Linked DNA regions of Homo sapiens: region 1 is linked to region 2. Evidence: chromatin loops called from intact Hi-C (ENCODE). Cell type or tissue: dorsolateral prefrontal cortex. All regions are shown on one strand. Each heading gives the region's core, and the rest is flanking DNA. Links, peaks and the distances in the headings are about the cores only.

The links. A loop is a pair of places that touch in the nucleus more often than their neighbours do. Peaks named below come from ENCODE experiments on the same cell type or tissue, not always from the same donor. Only the 100,000 strongest peaks of a DNase experiment are listed, where the experiment ranks them.
Region 1: it touches region 2 in a loop (12-fold over the local background); 4 of 110 quality-filtered maps call a loop at or near these places.

The regions. Positions count from the first base shown.
Region 1 is chr15:84,950,899-84,961,275 of GRCh38, reverse strand. It overlaps a transcript of SLC28A1 not described here. Among named protein-coding and RNA genes, the nearest start is that of PDE8A, 26 kb to the left of the region's middle. In dorsolateral prefrontal cortex, for the core only: CTCF peaks have their summits at 5,563 and 5,763; a DNase peak (open chromatin) is centred at 5,745; H3K4me3 peaks cover 815 bases; H3K27ac peaks cover 1,016 bases.
Region 2 is chr15:85,117,498-85,125,497 of GRCh38, reverse strand. PDE8A (phosphodiesterase 8A) reads right to left here. Exons shown (of 22, transcript NM_002605.3): 17 at 7,659-7,857; 18 at 4,484-4,701; 19 at 2,305-2,437. Among named protein-coding and RNA genes, the nearest start is that of PDE8A, 140 kb to the right of the region's middle. RefSeq lists enhancers at 1-468, 7,139-7,308 and a cis regulatory region at 7,223. In dorsolateral prefrontal cortex, for the core only: a CTCF peak has its summit at 4,553; a DNase peak (open chromatin) is centred at 4,577; H3K27ac peaks cover 4,902 bases.

The DNA.
Region 1 (10,377 bases), core at 1,047-9,046, 170 kb after region 2:
TTTCTTTATCCTGAAATCCAGGCTGAAAAGAGAAGCCCCTTTCTGAGTCACGCTGTTCTCAAAAGAGGCAGGCTGCTTGGATGGTTCAGAGCACGGCCTTGCATTCAGATAAGGCTAGGCAAAAATGCCTGCATTATCAGAGTTAATGCTTACAACACCCCTACGAGTTCGGAGGTGATATTCTCATTTTACAGATGAGAAACCTGAAATTATCTTGCCCGAGGACACACAGGGATGTGAAGAAGTGGAGCCGGAACTCAACCATGTATGTGTCTGGCTCTAAAGCCCAGGCTTTCCCTCACCCTGCTATTCTGTCCCTGCAAAGCCAATTCAGGATCAGCCAGTTAAACATGCTGAATTGAGAGCACCTGTAGTTAGCACTGTTGTCGCTCAAAACTCCACTAAAAAAAGGGGAAAGAAAGAAAAGATTTATAAAGCAATAAGGACTAAGAGAGTGAGAGCAGCAACAGGAGAGATAAGGAATGTTAACACAGTTTTGGAAGCAGAGCTGATAAAGCTGAACTGTGAAGCTCAGGAACTGGAGGCACCTATTACTGCAAAAGCGAGGGCGAAGGTGGGGCTGAAAACAGGAAGCGGAGTTGAAAGCCTAGAGCCCCAGGCCCACCTGCCCATCACCCACATCCAGGTGGCTCTTTCTTCTCTGACAGGAAACTGGAGTTTTATCCTATGGAGATATTGAATCAGAAAAGCAGGCACAGGCCAGGCACAGTGGATCATGCCTGTAATCCCAGCACTTTGGCCGGCCGAGTCAGGTGGATCGCTTGAGTACAGGGGTTCGAGGCCAGCCTGGGCAACATAGTGCAACCCTGTTTCTACTAAAAATGCAAAAATTAGCCGGGCATGGTGGCACATGCCCATAATCCAAGTTACTTGGGAGGCTGAGGCAGGAGAATCTCTTGAATTCAGCAGGGGCGGAGGTTGCAGTGAGCTGAGATTGCGCCACTGTACTCCAGCCTGGGCGACAGAGCAAGACCTTGTCTCAAAAAAAAAAAAAAAAAAAAAAAAAAAAAAAAAAAAAAAAAAAAAGCAGGCAGGCACAGGGGAGTGGAAAATGTTCTGTATTTTAAAGAAAGATTACGGGAGAGTTTATAAACTGAATGTTCAGCACCACCTCCTCCCTCTTTGTGCCACTGTATTCCTGGAATTTTCTCTACCCTATGTGTGCCCTCTCCAGGCAGGAGACTGGAAGATTCTTCTCTGGAGAAATATCATGACCCCAGAAAATAGATTTATAGGTACTGAAATCCAAGAGTTCCCCCCATTGAAATAGATGGTCTCAGCCCAGTTATCTCACAGTAAGATACACTAGTTGATAAGCCTTATCCCTCCCCAACTCCTCAGTGTTTAAGCAACTCTTCAGGGACTCATTGTTACGTATGAACGTAAAACAAAGGATCACCATAGATTTGAGGACAGAATCTAATATGGAAGACAGAGATCAAAACAAACAAAACAAAAAGGAATGGAGGGTCCAGAGACAATGCACATGGACAAAGAAAAATGCCTTGAAACTATTAATATTCTCAGAGACACAGGAAATGATATTACTCACATGAAACAGGAAGGGCATATTAGAAACAAAGAAAACCCAACCATGAGGAAAGAGCTTTGGAAAGTTAAAATTATGATAGCAGGAAACAAGTTGATAGAAAAGTTGGAAGACAAGCTTAAGGACAATTTTCAGAAAGCAAACAAAATTATAAAGAAAGAACAATAAGAGAAGAGAGGTAAAAAAATTCGAAGATAAATTCGGAGGGTCTAACATTACAAAAAAAAAAGGAGTTTCAGAAAGAGAAAATAGAGAAAATGAAAGAGAGAAAATTAACAAAGAAAGGATATAAAACTTCCCTGACTGGTCATGGTGGCTCATGCCTGTAATCCCAGCACTTTGGAAGACCGAGGTGGGCAGATCACTTGAGGCCAGGAGTTTGAGACCAGCCTGGCCAACATGGCAAAACCCCATCTCTATAAAAAATACAAAAATTAGCTGGGCATGGTGGCAAAGGCCTGTAATCCCAGCTACTTGGGAGGCAGAGGTGGGAGGATCACCTAGGCCTGGGATGGTCGAGGCTGCAATGAGCTGTGATCATGCCACTGCACTCCAGCCTGGGTGACAGAGTGAGACCTCATCTCTTTTTTTTTTTTTTTTTTTTTTGAGATGAAGCCTCACTCTGTCACCCAGGCTGGAGTGCAATGGCGCAATCTCGGCTCACTGCAACCCCCACCTCCTGGGTTCAAACGATTCTCCTGCCTCAGCCTCCCGAGTAGCTAGGACTACAGGTGTGCACCACTCAACCCTGCTAATTTTTGTATTTTTAGTAGAGATGAGGTTTCACCATGTTGGCCAAGCTGGTCTTGAACTCTTGGCCTCAAGTGATCCACCCACCTTAGCCTCTCAAAGTGCTGGGATTACAGGCATGAGCCACCATGCCCAGCAAGACCCCATCTCAAAAAATAAAAATAAAATAAAAAAAATTTTGAGACCATCCTGGGCAACATAATGATATCTCATCTCTATAAAAGAAATTTTAAAATTAACCAGGTTTGGTGGTGCCTTCCTGTAGTCCCAGCTATTTGGGAGGCTGAGGTGGGAGGATGGCTTGAGTCTGAGAGACCAAAGCTTCAGTAAGCTACGGTTGCACCACTGTACTCCAGGCTGGGTAATAGAATGAGACCCTGCCTCAAACAAACAAACAAACAAACAAAAAACTGTAAGAGGAAGTGATTTCCAAACCTAGATTATATTCCCTACTAAGCTATTAACCAAGTGTGATGGTAGAATAAAGACATTTTCAGATATGCAATTTTTCACAAAATTTGATCTCTTGTGTATACTTTCTCAGGTGTTCTACCAAAATGAGGGAATAACCCAAGAAAGAGAAAGACAAGGGTTCCAAAAATAGGACATCCACCCAAGAGAGGTGTAAGCAAGTCCCAGGGTGACAGCTGAGCAGCAGCAGGCCTGAAGAGAACCAGGTGGAATAAGATAACACAGGGTTCCAGAAGGAACATCTCGGGAAAAGAGGGAATCAGATATAGGACCTTATAGAAAATAGCTCTCAGAGCTTGCGGATTTATATATATAAACAATTTTCTCTGGATATAAGACCAATATACAAAAATCAAGTATATTTCTACAATGGGCAATCCAATGACAAAATGAAGAAAACAATTCTGTTTTCTTCAGAAATTCTAAGTACTTAGGAATAAATTTAATAAATGAAGTGCAAGACTTGTACAATGAAAACTACAAAACATTGTTGAAAGAAATTAAAGAAGATCTAAGCAAACGGAGAGGCATCCCATGTTCATGGATCAGAGGACTTAATATTTTAAACTGGATGTACCCCTCAAATTGATCTACATATTCAATGCAATCTCTATCAAAATCTCAGCTGGGTTTTTTGCAGAAATTGATGAGGTGATTTTAAAATTCATATGGAAATGCAAGGGAACTAGAATAGCTTAAACAATCTTTAAAAAGAATAACAAAGATGGAAGACTCATACTTCCTGATTCCAAACCTTCCTACAAAGCTACAGTAATCAAAATAGTGTGGTAGTGGCATGAGGATAGACTACAGATAAATGGAATAGAATTAAGAGCTCAAAAATAAACCCTCATATTATGGTCAATTGATTTTTGACAACGGTGCCAAAACAATTCAATCAGAGAGAATAGTGTTGTCGGCCAGGCATGGTGGCTCATGCCTGTAATCCCAGAAATTTGGGAGGCATAGATGGGTGGATCACTTGAGGCCAGGAGTTTGAGACCAGCCTGGCCAATGTGGCAAAATGCTGTCTTTACTAAAAATACAAAAATTAGCTGGGCGTGGTGGCGTTCGCCTGTACTCCCAGCCACTCAGGAGGCTGAGGCACAAGAATCGCTTGAACCCAGGAGGCAGAGGTTGCAGTGAGTGGAGACTGCGCCACTGCACTCCAGTCTGGGCAACAGAGTGAGACTCTGTCTCAAAAAACAAAACAAAACAAAACAAACAAACAAAAAACTACGTGCAAAAGAATGGAGTTGGGGAATGACTTCTCGGGTGATGACAATATTCTTAAATAGATTCTGGTGATGGGCTGTACAACTAAATATACTAAAAACCATTGAATTTTACACTATAGGGTAATTTTATAGTATATCATTATATGTCAATAAAGTTGTTTAAAAATTAAAAATAATTTTCTTAACAAATTTGGGAAGAAATAATGACAGTTAAAAAGAAATCTAAGCAACAAAAACAAAAAAACAAGGTATATGGATTTGAAAATGCATAAATTTTTCACATTTTAACATTTCTGATATGGAGATGCATCCTACAAACAATGGAGTGTCACAGTTTAGTTGGGAGTGTTCTTTCTTAGTGGTACATAAAAAATGGCACATCTTACTGTCTTAAATTAGAAGAATTATGGTGATATGTTCAGAAGGAACAAGATGTGCAAGAGGCCAGGTGCAGTAGCTCACGTCTGTAATCCCAGCACTTTGGGAGGCCATGGCAGGAAAATTGCTTGAGCTCAGAAGTTTGAAATCAGCCTTAGCAACACAGGAAGACCTTATCTCTATTAAAAAAAAAAAAAAAAAAGTAAAAATTAGTCAGGTGTGGTGGTGTGCGCCTGTAGTCCCAGCTACTCAGGAGGCTGAGGTGGGAGGATCTCTTGAGCCTGGGAGGTTGAGGCTGCAGTGAGCCATGATTGTGCCACTGCACTCCAGCCTGGGTGACAAAGTGAGACCCTGTCGAAAGAAAAAGGAAAGAGAAACAAAGAAAGAAAGAAAGAAAGAAGGAAAGAAAGAAAGAAAGAAAGAAAGGAAGGAAGGAAGAGAAAGAAGGAAGGAAGGAAGGAAGGGAGAGAGAAAAATGCGCAAGATAGGAAATGTAATGATAATATGCTCCATGGCTCACCAATGCACAAGTCTTATAGCCATAATCAGACAGAAACACATTAATGGAATACAGCTTTTTCTGAAAGTTGTATATTACCATGTTGGGAGGAGAAAGGGAGGACAAATGGAATATGGGGTGGTATGAAAGAGTTAATGCTTCATCTTCTGTAATGGGGAGTAAAAAGGCACTATCTAAAATCACTAATTTGAGAAAATAGCAGTATGGATGCATTACTTAGAAATATGGATGTAAGTAACAGAAATGACTGAAAGAGTTTGAAGGGGAGAAGTCAGGGATGGGGAGGGAATTACCGAAATGTTTTCCTGTTATTGTTGCTGATATAACTATGGTACCATTTGACTTTAAAAATCAAGTATCTGTTGTACTTTGATTTGAATGGAAGGGAAAAAGGAAATGTGGAGAGGGAAGGAGGAAGTTGGGGGTTCGCTGTGGATCCTATCCCTTGATCAGGAAGGCTGGGGTCAATGCCCCTACCTCAGGTCCAATGGGAGGGAAAATTGAGCCGCACCTAGGGGGCTGCATTACACAGAGAGTGACTCCTCCTGTCCACAACCCTGATAGGAGTGCAGTGGGATGGTAGAGCCTGCCAGGAGAATATGTTTTCAGATTCTATCCTCCTTCAGAGGCACCGACCTCCCCCACAAAAGGGAGAGGCTCCCAGCAGCAGCCAAAACGAAGCCCTCCTGGGGCTCTGTGCTCTGCAGCCTCGCAGCCAGGGATCCCAGCTGGGGTGGGGTCAGCCACAGTCCCGCTGAACCAAAGAAACCCAGTCTTCCACTGCTCCGTGAGGAACTGCTGTGGAGGCAGCCACCAATGCATCCACCCCACCTGGTGGAAGAAGGGAGACTGCAGCGCGAGTGTTCCAAGAGCTTCTGTATTGGGAAAAATCATGACTTTGCTACTTTACTGATGCAAAGCGTTCCTCAGTTTCATCTTCTTGTATTCCAGATGCTTCACGGTCAGACATCTTTGATTGCTGTTCTGAGGCTCTTCCAGTTATCTGTTGCTATGGAATAAACATCCCAAACCCGTTGCATAAAACCACTACCATCCATTATGCTCTCGGATTCACTGTCTCAGGAATTTAGATGGGCACCAAAGGGGATGGCTTGTCTCAGTTCCATGATGTCTGAGGCCTCAGTGGGGAAGATTCGAATGGCTGTGGGCTGGAACCACCCAGAGGCTTTTTCGCTCGTGTCTGGCACTTGGGCTATGATGACTTGCAGGCTGGGCTCAGCTGGGACAGTTGACCTGGTGCCTACATGTTACTCCTCCAGATGACTTGGGTTCCTCACAGCGTGGCAGCCACAGAGCAGGGAGAACTCTTTCTTTGTGGTGGGTCAGAGTGCTAAGAGTGAGTGTCCCAGCGAACAAGACCAAAACTGCCTGGGCTTTCATGACCCAGCCTCAGAAGTCACATGGCATCATTCCTACCATGCCGTCTTTCTCAAAGCAGTCACAAGCCTGCCCAGATTAACAGGGAGAGGACATAGATCTGACTGCTTCATGGGAGGAGTGTTAGAAAATTTGCAGCCATGTCATAAAAATACCACAATGACTCAGTATTATTAATTAAAATAAAAATAATGTAAAGTATTTTACACATATCATATACCTGTTTACTAGGCAGATCAATGAGGAAGCCAACGTGCTACAATGGTTAAGTATCTGGCATTAAAACCAAACAGAACTGGGTTCAAAACCTGGCTCAGCCGCTGAACTGTGTGCCCTTGAGCAAACCACTTCACTTCTCCACGTCTCAGTTGCCTTGTTGGTAAAATGGGGATAATAATATCTACCTCACATAGTTTGTTTGTTTTTAAGGATTACACGGACAGCATATGCAAATAACTTGTCTCACAATAAGCATTCAGAAAACGTTAGTCCCTTTTTCCCTAAATTATTTCAAGCGCTACATTTCCATTATTTCTATTATCTCAGATTTTTGAAGATATGCTATCATTTGAAATCTTTATAGATAAATGGAAAGAATGGTTGCTTTCATCAGGAAACAACACCCCCGATCTCGTGGGAAACTGCTCCTCCTTCCCTTTCTGTTCAAATAGGAGCTGCCAGCTTCTACCTCCCTGGTCACAGTGATTGCTTCAGGGGTGGGCAGAAGAGCCAGGCCACACTGATCACCCTATCCCATTTTCTAGGCCTCAACAATGGGTCTGGAGGAGGGCACACGTCCCTGACAGATCAATCACATTCTTGGAGGTTTGCTTTCTTTGCCACAACTAGCTATCAGGAAAACAAGCTAATATATGAACCCATGATTTTCTGATGGCCATGGTCCAGTCTTATGGAGAAATCCAATTCAGTAGAAGGAGGTCACAGTGCAGGAAGACACAAACACAACAAAAGCAGGAACTCAGCGGTAGGCAGAGCCCTAGAGTCATGAAGTCCCCAGGCCCAGCTGCCTGCAGCTACACCCTCATCCCTCCTGGTGCCCATACATTCCTCTTCTCCTAAGCTATTTGATTTGTTGTCTGTCATTTGCAACCAAAAGAATCCTAAGTAATATACCCCTCTGATTTATACATTTTTTACAAATGAGGTAAATCATTCATAAACTCCAGTACTTTCACTATTATATTTTTCTACTTTTCTTATTTATTTTTGAAACTGCATCTTGCTCTGTCACCCAGGCTGGAGTGCAGTGGTGTGATCACAGCTCACTGTAGCCTCACATTCCTGAGCTCAAGCAATCCTCCTGTCTCAGACTCCTAGGACTGCAGGTGCTTGTCACCATGCTGGGCTAATTTTTAAATTTTTAGTGGAGACAAGGTCTCGCTATCTTGCCCAGGCCGGTCTTGAACTCATGGGCTCAAAGCAATCTTCCAGCCTCAGTCTCCCAAAGTGCTGGGATTACAGGTGTGAGCCACCTGGCTCAGGCTTTCCACTGTTATAAAGGAATCAATTAATTACAGTGACACACCTCTAAGTGATAAAACCCACCAGCTGTTGAGAGCTCTTGACATGAACTTCCTGAGACTCCTAACAGTTTAAGTCATTGAAGATGATTCACCGAGTTACGGAACTTTTCAGAAGGAGGCCCTGTCTTTTCCATACCAGCCATTAGACTTTCTCACCTCTGGGTTCTGGGCCTACCTGGAGGACCCTGGTCCCAGACTGCAGCATCGGGCCACACTCTGGCTCAGAGCAGCTGACACTGAAATAATGACATGCCCCAGATCCAAAAAGGATTAGAGATTAGAAATATCTGCCCTCTGGGCACTGCCCAAGAAAAGATCCCTTGAAAGCTGTATGCTTTGATGGAGCTTATTTGTCTTCTAATTGATGCGATGGCATTGAAAAGAATAGTTTGGTAATATAAACAATGGACTCCTCTAAAAGTAGAAAAGAATCTTATTGAGGAAGGAAGTTTCAAGGGATAAAAGCAATCTTTTGTTTATAAAGTGAATTTTCTATCTTTAAATAACTTTTCTTTATACTTTATTATTAAAAATTTTTTTTATTTTTTGAGACGGGGTCTCACTCTGTTCTCCAGGCTGGAGTGCAGTGGCACGATCACAGCTCACTGCAGCCTCGACCTCCCAGGAGTGGCTGGGACTACAGACGTGCACCACGACACCTGGCTAATTTTTTTGTATTTTTTTGTAGAGACTTGGTTTCACCATGTTGCCCAGGCTGGTCTCAAACTCCCGGGCTCAAGCGATTCTCCTGCCTCGGCCTCCCAAAGTGCTGGGATTACAGGCGTAAGCCACCGTGCCCGGCGACTTTTCTGTTTTCTTGGAAAAAGAAAAACAGAAGTTTTGCTGGGATAAAAATGTGTCCTTTGTCAGTTGGGGCTGAGTGGAGGAAGTAACCTGCGTGGTGGCATCTCCAGCCTGGTCAGGCTCACTCATGGTCCGTCACTGAAGCACATGGAGTCATTGGATGCAAGGAATTTACTGACGTGTAGGAGAGTGTGTAGCAGCATTTCGTGTGTCCATCTGGTTGGCAGTCTTGATCTGTGGGTTACTGCCTTCTTACTTGTAGATGAGAAATGAGTCCCACCTTGGAAAGATAGGAAAGATGTCTGTATAGAGAGCAGATAGCCACACAGCCTGTGTGAGGATGAGAAAACTGCTCCAAGCAGTCCTTGTGGGATCATCTCTTCCTTGTTCTTTTTTGCTCTCAACATAATTTGCAGTGTTTGGCAGGTGGGAGGGGAGCAGGATGGGGACCTGAGAAGCCTGTCCTTCTTCTAGCTCCTGTTCTAGTTCCTTGCTGTTCTTCAAGGGGAGGGAACACGGATCTTAGTGGGTAGACTGGGCCACACTTACCAGTGGATCAGGTCACTGTGTGTTGAAAGGTTATACACAGCACATGGACCTCTGCCGACTCCTGCTTCTGTAAGCCTGAGGCTGGAAACTGCTGTGAGCCTCCCTTGCCTCGCCTTGCCTTCTGTCTCTGGTGTTTTCCCATCATGAAGCTAAATTGGAAAACTTTGCAGTTTGGCCATCTGGCTCTCTTTCCACTTCCCCTCGGATATGTATCAGGAGTCTCTCTTTTTTCTCTGAAGTCTTGGTGGCCAGTGGGAGGTATGTTTCAGATTTAGACTTTGTCAGAAGGAGCGGGCCCATTTAGGACTCCAGGTGAATGTACCAGCCCCATGTTACCAGAGAACCAGGAGTGCCAGGCAGGGATGATGGGCACTTTGTTAATAATAGCTTGTTCCCATTTGTTCATCAGGATCCCCGCAGGAAAGAGGCAAATCTGCTCCTTCTTGCCACCTATCTTATTCTTCCTGTCTACTAGCAGGCTCATATAAGAGATCCCAAATAATAACATAAAGGAGATAGAAACTTATTCCCCTCTCACATAAAGTTTGTGCTGTCGTGGCAGTCTTGCTCTGCAAAGACATCAGGACCCCAGACTCCTTCTTTTTTTTTTTTTTAATTATTTTTTTTTAAGACAGGGTCTCGCTCTGTCACCTGAGCTGGAGTGCAGTGGGTCATGGCTCACTGTAGCCTCCACCTCCCAGGCTCAAGCCTGTCTCAGCCTCCCAAGCAGCTGGGACTACAGGTGCCCACCACCATTCCCAGCTAATTTTTCTCGAAGGGGTTTCACCATTTTGCCCAGGCTGGTCTCAAACTCCAGGGCTCAAGAGATCTGCCCACCTTGGCCTTCCAAAGTGCTGGGACTACAGAGGCGAGCCACGGCCTCAGGCTCCCTTCAACTTGAAGCTGCTCCATCTCTCGGGTGTTGCCTTTGTCTTCATGGTCCAAGCTTGCTCACCTTCCCATCTGCATTCCAACTAGCATGGAGCAAAAATGTGAAATATACCAAGAACGTGTGGGATGCCCCCATTTATCTAAGGCAGGGGTCAGCAACCACAGCCTGCAGGTTGGCCTCCTGTTTTTGTAAACAGGCTTTATCGGAACACAGCCACTCTGTTTGTCTATGGCTGCTTTCAACTACAAGTGCAGAGTTGAGTA
Region 2 (8,000 bases), core at 1-8,000:
ATGCCTTCCACTCACAGTACCACATGCTGTCTGCATCCAAGGATCCCCACTGGATATGGATCAATTTATGATGTAATAGAACCACTATTTGTAGGCTCTCTGAAGAGAATTCAGGTTAGAGGGTATTGGGGCAGAGAGCAATGAAAAAGACTAAAGGCAAGCAGGTCTCCTCAGTCTGATTCTGTGCCCATCAAGCAACATTCCAAAGGAGTTAGTCATATATTTCAATATGCAATAGCAGTAGCCTAAGAAGCCCTGATGGTCCCAGCTCAGAGGGAACAGACTGCCATCAAGATGGACGGGTGGCATCCTGACTCTAGGCTTCCCACACTTCCTGGAGAGTGCCAAAATGAATACTACACCGGTGACACTTCAGTAGCTCTCCTCACTCCAGGTTTCCACTGTGACCAGCTCTGTGCTGACCCTTCTTTCTTCAGATCCGTTAATACCTGCAGTGTGACTATAGTTTCATACTGCCAGCCTGGAAACTATTCTCTTTCATCTTCCTTTCTCCTGCTCTGACCCACTGGATATTGATTTTCAGTCTCTCAGAAGTAACCCCATGTACCGACAACAGAGATGAGAACCATAATGTTAAGTGGAGCAGAGAACTCAGCTCTAGGGGCTGTCCAGACTAGACAGAGGAAACCAAGTCTGCTGGGTGTATGGTTTCCTTCTGTGGCATGAGGTCAGCCAGGAGTGGTGGCCAGGTGACAATGAGCCCTATCCAGAATGGCAGGGCAGGAGCCAATAAAACAGGCTGGTACAGGCACCTCTGTTAAAAGTCTTTGGAAAGAGAGTGAAGTCAGGGGCAGGCTGACAAATTGAGAGAACAGGAAAGGGTGAAGAAACAGTTCTCAACATCAGGTTAAACCAAAGTAAGTGTCATGGGGTAATATGCTAGAAAACCAGGGGGCAGACAAAGGCCATGGCCAAACAAATGAATTGCAGAAGTAAAATGGAGTTAGAAGTCAAGGAATTATGATCCTAGCCTGCGAGGATAAGTCATCCCTGTGTGTGGCAAATATCTCAGGATGGTGATAGGAGCTGGGGAGGAGGGTGGGAGAGAAGACTGTGAGCTGCTGCCAACATGTTCAGTAAATGTGGGCCTCAAAGGAAGAGGTTCATGAAAGAACATATTCTTTAAGTTGCTGATGACACAATGAATCTAGTATAATAGGCACCAGTTCTTAAGTGCCTACCATGTACCATGCTCATCAGTCCTATGCCTTGAGACTTCTTATCCCCATTCTACAGATAAGCAAATGATGGGAACTTGGGCCTGTATGCTTCCTCAGCTGGAGACTCCTGCCTGGTGAGAGGGTTAATGTTATCCTTGCCCAGCAGTTGTTGTGGACTCCATGCCTCAAATGTAGAAACAGGGGCAACAATAATGTCACCCTTGTGACACAAATACAGTGTCTTTCTCAATCCACATGCTCCTCTAAGTGAGGACCAAGAGAGGATAGCTGCTGCTACCATGATATGTGCCCAGTGGGAGTGGCTAGAAAGATATATCAAGGGCTCCAACTGATCACAGAATGGAGAAGAAGGGAGGGGGATATTAGTGAGGAAGGGTGCAGGAATAGTCTGTCTAAAGTTAGCTTATCTAAAATCTGACCTTCCTTTCGAGTTTTCCCATCTAGTTGGATGTGCTAATTTTTTTCCTGCCAAGTTTTTGCACTTTAAATAATTTTTTAACCAATAAAAACTAAATTCAGTGAGCCCACTGTGATGGTTAATACTGAGTGTCAACTTGATTGGATTGAAGAATACAAAGTATTGATCCTGGGTGTTTCTGTGAGAGTGTTGCCAAAAGAGATTAACATTTGAGTCAGTGGGCTGGGGAAGGCAGATCCACCCTTAATCTGGTGGGCACAATCAAATCAATTGCCATCAAATATAAAGCAGGCAGAAAAACATGAAAAGGAGAGATGGACCTAGCCTCCCAGCCTACATTTCTCCCATGCTGGATGCTCTCTGCCCTTGAACATCAGACTCCAAGTTCTCCAGTTTTGGGACTCAGACTGGCTCTCCTTGCTCCTCAGCTTGCAGACAGCCTATTGTGGGACCTTGTGATCGTGTAAGTTATTACTTAATAAACTCCCCTTTGTGTGTGTGTGTGTGTGTGTGTGTGTGTGTGTGTGTGTGTGTGTGTGTATCCCATTAGTTCTGTCCCTGTAAGAGTCTAATAGACTCACTGAGGGAACCCTTCTGTGGCTGATATCATAGCCCATGTGTCTCCATAACACAACAGTACAAGGACCCCAAACACAGGTTCTCTTTGCAATAAGTTTCCCTTACCCCATTTTCTTCTAGTGTTGCCAAGGGTTTGTTGATGCTGTTGACAAATTTGTTGACATGCTCAAAGTGCTTTGTCATTTCTGTGGCTAAGACCATGTCGATAATCCCCTGGCGCAGTGTCCGATAATCATTCCTGTTTTCGATGACAAATTAGAGGCTGCTACAAATTACTGATCCAGACCAGACAGGTACTCCTGAAAACAATCTGTTATCCAGGTATGTGTCCTCTGCAGCTATAAATCTAATGCCACTGAAAGCCACAAGGCACATTTTAAAAAGACATGGAAGTTAGGGGTTAGTGCCTAGATCGTTAGCAAGGAGAACCTCAAAAGAAGTTAAAACCAAAAGCTATAGGCAAAACTTATAGTTGCAGTGTTTATCTTGTCAATGAAGATAGAAATCTGTGGTTAGAAAGAATATACCCCACATGGAGGTGTCTTGAGGCCCAACCATTTTAGTGCCCATAGAATGTGAGGACCGATCTTCTGAAAGCTGCGAAATCATAGGGAGTACTTGATACCTCCACCTCTAACCCTTGCTTTTATTTTAGTACTTTAAAAAATTCATTTCTTGAAGGGGTAATCCATGTAATTCAAAATTTGAAGGGGTATGAATATGAAACAAAGTCTCTATTCAATCCCTTTTCTGCAGTTGAGTAGAAAACTTTCTCTGGAAAGTTAATAGGGTCTCATGTAGTTTTCCATTGATAACTGATGTAACTATAAGCAAATATGAATAGAAACTACTTTAACTCCACCTCTGAAATCCTAGAACATGGCAGAAAGGAGTTTTACAAAATCAAAAATCCTCTTCTTTAAAAATCCATATTAATAAGTATTCTTCATGACACAATGTTTTTTCTTTCTTCAACTGATATTCACTAAGTTCCTAGTATGTACCAAGCACTGTGGCACTGAGGACACAGTGACATATGACCCTTGTGACCTTACAGAGCTTAAGAATCTAATCAGACATTACACAAATCATTAAAAATAATTATTAAATAAGAAATGTGATACGTGCTACGAAGAAATCTGGGATTGAATAATTAGAGGGTTAAACTTAGCATGAGAGATCAGGGAAGGCTTCCCCAAGGAAGTGACATGTAAACAGAGACAATGCCAAGGAGATGTATGCTGAGCACAGGAGGGCAGAGTGGAGTGCTTCAGGGAGAGAGATAGATGACTGCTTCTTTGAGTCTCTAAGAGCTCAAGATATCAGCATTATACTTCACCTTGAAACATCCAGACACAAAGCGGCTGAATCTTAAAAACATTGTGCTAAGTGAAAAAAGCTAGTTACAAAAGATCACATATTGTGTATGATTCCATTTACATAAAATGTCCAGAAATGGCAAATCTATAGAGACAGAAAGTAGATCACAGTAGTTGTCTAGGACTAGGGGAGTTGAGGGGGAATGGAAAGGAACTGCTCATAAATTTGAGGTTCTATCGAAGGGGTAATATTCTAAAATTGAATATACTATGAGTTGCACAACTCTATGAATATACTAAAACCACTATGAATATACTAAAAACCACTGTACATGTTATTATTATTTTGAGACAGGGTCTCGCTCTAGTATGTACCAAGCACTGTGGCACTGAGGGCACCGAGGGCACAGTGACATATGACCCTTGTGACCTTACAGAGCTTAAGAATCTAATCAGACATTACGCAAATAATTAAAAAGTAATTATTAAATAAGAAATGTGATACGTGCTATGAAGAAATCTGGGATTGAATAATTAGAGGGTTTAACTTAGCATGAGAGATCAGGGAAGGCTCTGTTGCTCAAGCTGGAGTGCAGTGGTGTGATCACGGTTCACTGCAGCCGCAGCCTCAGCCTCCTGGGCTCAAGCAATCCTCCCACCTTAGCCTCCCGAGTAGCTGGGACTACAGACACAACCACCGAGCCTGGCTAATTTTTTTTTTCCTTTTGTAGAGACAGGGTCTCCCTACGTTGCCCAGGCTGGTCTCAAACTCCTGGGCTCAAGTGATTTCTCCTGTCTCAGCCTCCCAAAGTGCTGGGATTATAGGCATGAGCCACTATGTCCGGCCCACTGTATACTTTGTGCACTTTAAATGGGTGAACTGTATAAGATGTGAATTATATCTCAATATAGCTGTTTAAAAAAGAAAGAGAGGGATCAACACACTTCCCAATCATTGTTCTTACCTCTCCATGTTTTTAAATATATTGCATTTATCATCTCCAGTGGTCAGCTGGAAGGCCAAGGCCGCATGGTGGCTCTCCAGCACAGCAGTGTCATTGTACAAAATGGCCAGCTCACTTCCAGCATTACACAGGAAGGAGTTGGTTCTCCCAGGGTGATCCACATCATGAATGGTGGCTGCGATGAGTGCAGCGACCTCATCAATTGGATCTAAAGTTTCCTGAAAACAAGAGAGCTTTTAAAAACTGGGGTATGACACTGAAGGCAAGGAAGCCTTCTGTATAGTTTTCTTTCTCCCCTATTACTTTCAGGTAAGAATATTTCAGATTTCTAAGAAAAGCATACTACGTGAGCAAATCTAGTTTTCCTATCTCCACCCTGAAACAGTTATATTTCTGCATATTTGTTAGTCTCACACAAGTTAAGGACTTACCAAAATACAGGTGTTCTCAACAGATAGGAGTCACCTCCTCAGCCAGTCTTTCTCTAGACCCATCACCAAAAAAGTCCTTAGTCTGAGATATTGACTTAGACCAGCATAAACTAATATTAATAAAGGAGAGAAACAATTTTAAATAAAATTTAAAATAGGCACCACTTACATTAACTGGGAATTGATTTAGTTTTCTTCCCCCTTTTAGTGCTATCTTTGTCAGGTTGATGTCAGAGTTTTGTGAGTTTGACAAAATGATCTGGAAGTTTTCCATCTTTTTCAAGACTCTGAAAAGTTTTATGTAACATGGAAAAATTCCTTAAAGGGCTAAAGAATTCACCTGTCCATCTGGGTCAGGAGCCAACTTTTGAAGAAATTAAATAATAATTTAAAAATTACTAAAATTACTTCCATGTTATTGGCCTCTTTTGTTTTTTTTTTTTGTTTTTTTACTTCTTACATCAATTTAATTTAAAACATTCCATTAAAACTATTTTAAAGCTTTTGATTTAGTACATATGTGTGCAGTACTTCTATTTTCTGCTGTAAATTTGTATATTTTTGTGTCTTTATATCTTAACTAGTTTGGCTAGAACTTCACCTATTTTCTTGGTTATTTCCAAGAGCCACACTGGATTATCATTTTGCTTTTCCCATGTTTTTTTTCTTCCCTTTTAAAAGTAATTAAGGCATTTAAAACATAAACCTTTAACTATATAATTGGCTTCATTCTATAGGTTTTGACAGATAAGCTTCTCATTTTTGTTATTTTCTAACTAATGTCATTTTTGGTTTTATTTCTTTGTTGATTCCCAAATTATTCAGAATATTTTCTCATTTGTTGTAGCTGATATTTTAAATTTAACCATTAGTTATTCTATTTTGTTGTGTTGTGGTTAGAAAATATAGCCTATGAAGTTTAGAAGTTCAACACATTATGTCCCAGTATAAGATCATTTTTGGAAATACCCTACAGACTCTTGAGATGTATAGCTAATAAATCAGCCTTGCAAATTTATTTAAATTGATTTAAATTAAAATTCAATAATTTAAATTTTAAGTGCGCAAATAGTATGGTATGTGAATTACATTTCAATAAATGTTTTTTTTTTTTTGAGACGAGAGTCTTGCTCTGTCACCCAGGCTGCAATGCAATAGCATGATCTTGGCTCACTGCAACCTCCACCTCCTGGGTTCAAGTGATTCTCCTGCCTCAGCCTCTCAAGTAGCTGGATTATAGGCCTGCACCACCATGCCCAGCTAATTTTTCTATTTTTAGTAGAGATGGTGTTTCACCATGTTGGCTAGGCTGGTCTCGAATTCCTGATCCATCTGCCTTGGTATCCCAAAGTACTGGGATTACAGGTGTGAGCCACCATGACATTTCAATAAATGCTCTAATAAACTGTTTTCAGTTAGCTCTCTAAATATATATTTGTATGTTGTCTATAGAGTAGTTTAAAAGCAATACAGCAAAAATTGGGTTCTTTATATGCTGAGCCATATTGACACAGATGTCCCTCTGTTGTTACTTGTTTTCATAATTTAGAAAACAGTCCCCTTCTCTGGACACCCTATTTTACCTACAGTCTGATTTGATTTTTTCTGGAAAAAAACAAAAAACAAAAACAGAAATAAGAACCAGAGGGAGCACGGAAAGTTCTGAGAAGGTTTACCCTTCAAGGTGAGGAATGAACACTTGTTCACTCCCTGTGTGTGCCAGATGTCATCTTCTGCTTTGCTCTCTGCCAAATGCTAGTCCCGTGATACAGAGGAGGAAATGCAGCCAGGAGCCACTTGCCCTGGCCCTGCATGACTGCAGTCATCTTAGGCCCCAGTCAAGGGAGCAACAGGTCAAGGGCAGAAGCTTCAGAAACTAAAGTGGTTTGGCATGGCCCAAAAGTGGCCTGTGACTGGGACAAAGGAGAAGAAATGATGAGAGGAGCTCATTGTTGAGGTGAGTGTGGAGAGCTGTAGAGTTTAAAGTTTAAATCCTGAGGGAGGTGGGAAGCTGCTCCTGGGAATGACAATATCAGGTATGCTGTTTCAGAAAGATCACATTGGCAGTAGGGTAAGGGCATTCCATGGGAGGCAGGGCAGGCAAGAATTCTAGTTTGGAACTGCCCAGATGCGAAAGGATTGCGGGGGGCCTCACTGGGACAGCAGCAGGAGATGAATCTGAGAACATTTAGGTGTGACAGGAGGCAAGGTCAGATGATCAACCAGATGTGGGGGGTTGAGGAGTGGAAAGAACCAAGGATGACTCTCGGTTTCTAATCTGGGTATCCGGTTGGATAATGGAACCCTGGATTAGGTAGATAACCCTGGGTGGGAGCAGTGCTGGGAACAGAGATGATGAACCTGACCTTAGAGCCCTGCAGACTTTCATGTACAGATGGAGGCCCTAAAGTGGGGATATCCAACAGTTACTTGGCTCTACTAGTGTACAGGCTTGGAGTGAGACCCCCAGAAGAATAGCCCTATCCTGTCCTTGTTAGGTTTCTCCTCCGGGACCAAATTCTGCCTCTTGTACCCTCATGGAATAGCTGGGATTATGTCATGAATTAACACATCAATTTCCCAAAGCTAATGTGGCCTCCTGCCTGATTCCTCGTATGACCTTGCCCTTCCTGTGCCAGGCTGCACACGTGAGCAGTCATGCTATGTATCTTAGTGGAGGCAGAAGCACTAGACTCTCCCCACTGCTCCTGCCCATTAAATGTGGCAGGTAAACAACAGCTCACCTTTATCCTCTCCTTGGAGAGAAAATAGGCAGTGGCATGAAGCACATCAGCAGAATGTGTAGAATTGTGGTAGGGATTGGAGGAATGATAATTGGCTTCGATAATTTGTAACCATGATCTTAGCGTTGACTCGGAGCAGTGTAAGAATTCACAGATTCCAAAGCGAGCAAACATTTTGAGACCAAGATAAATCAAAGGCCTATAGACAGAAAAAACCCCACAATATTAGAACAAAGCAAACAAACAGGCCAAGTGTTTAAGGCCTGAATAGGTTCCAAGCCAAATTTCAGAGAGTGCAGGGCAGCAAAGTGGAGATTGCTTGGGCTGTGCTGGCCTCTCTCT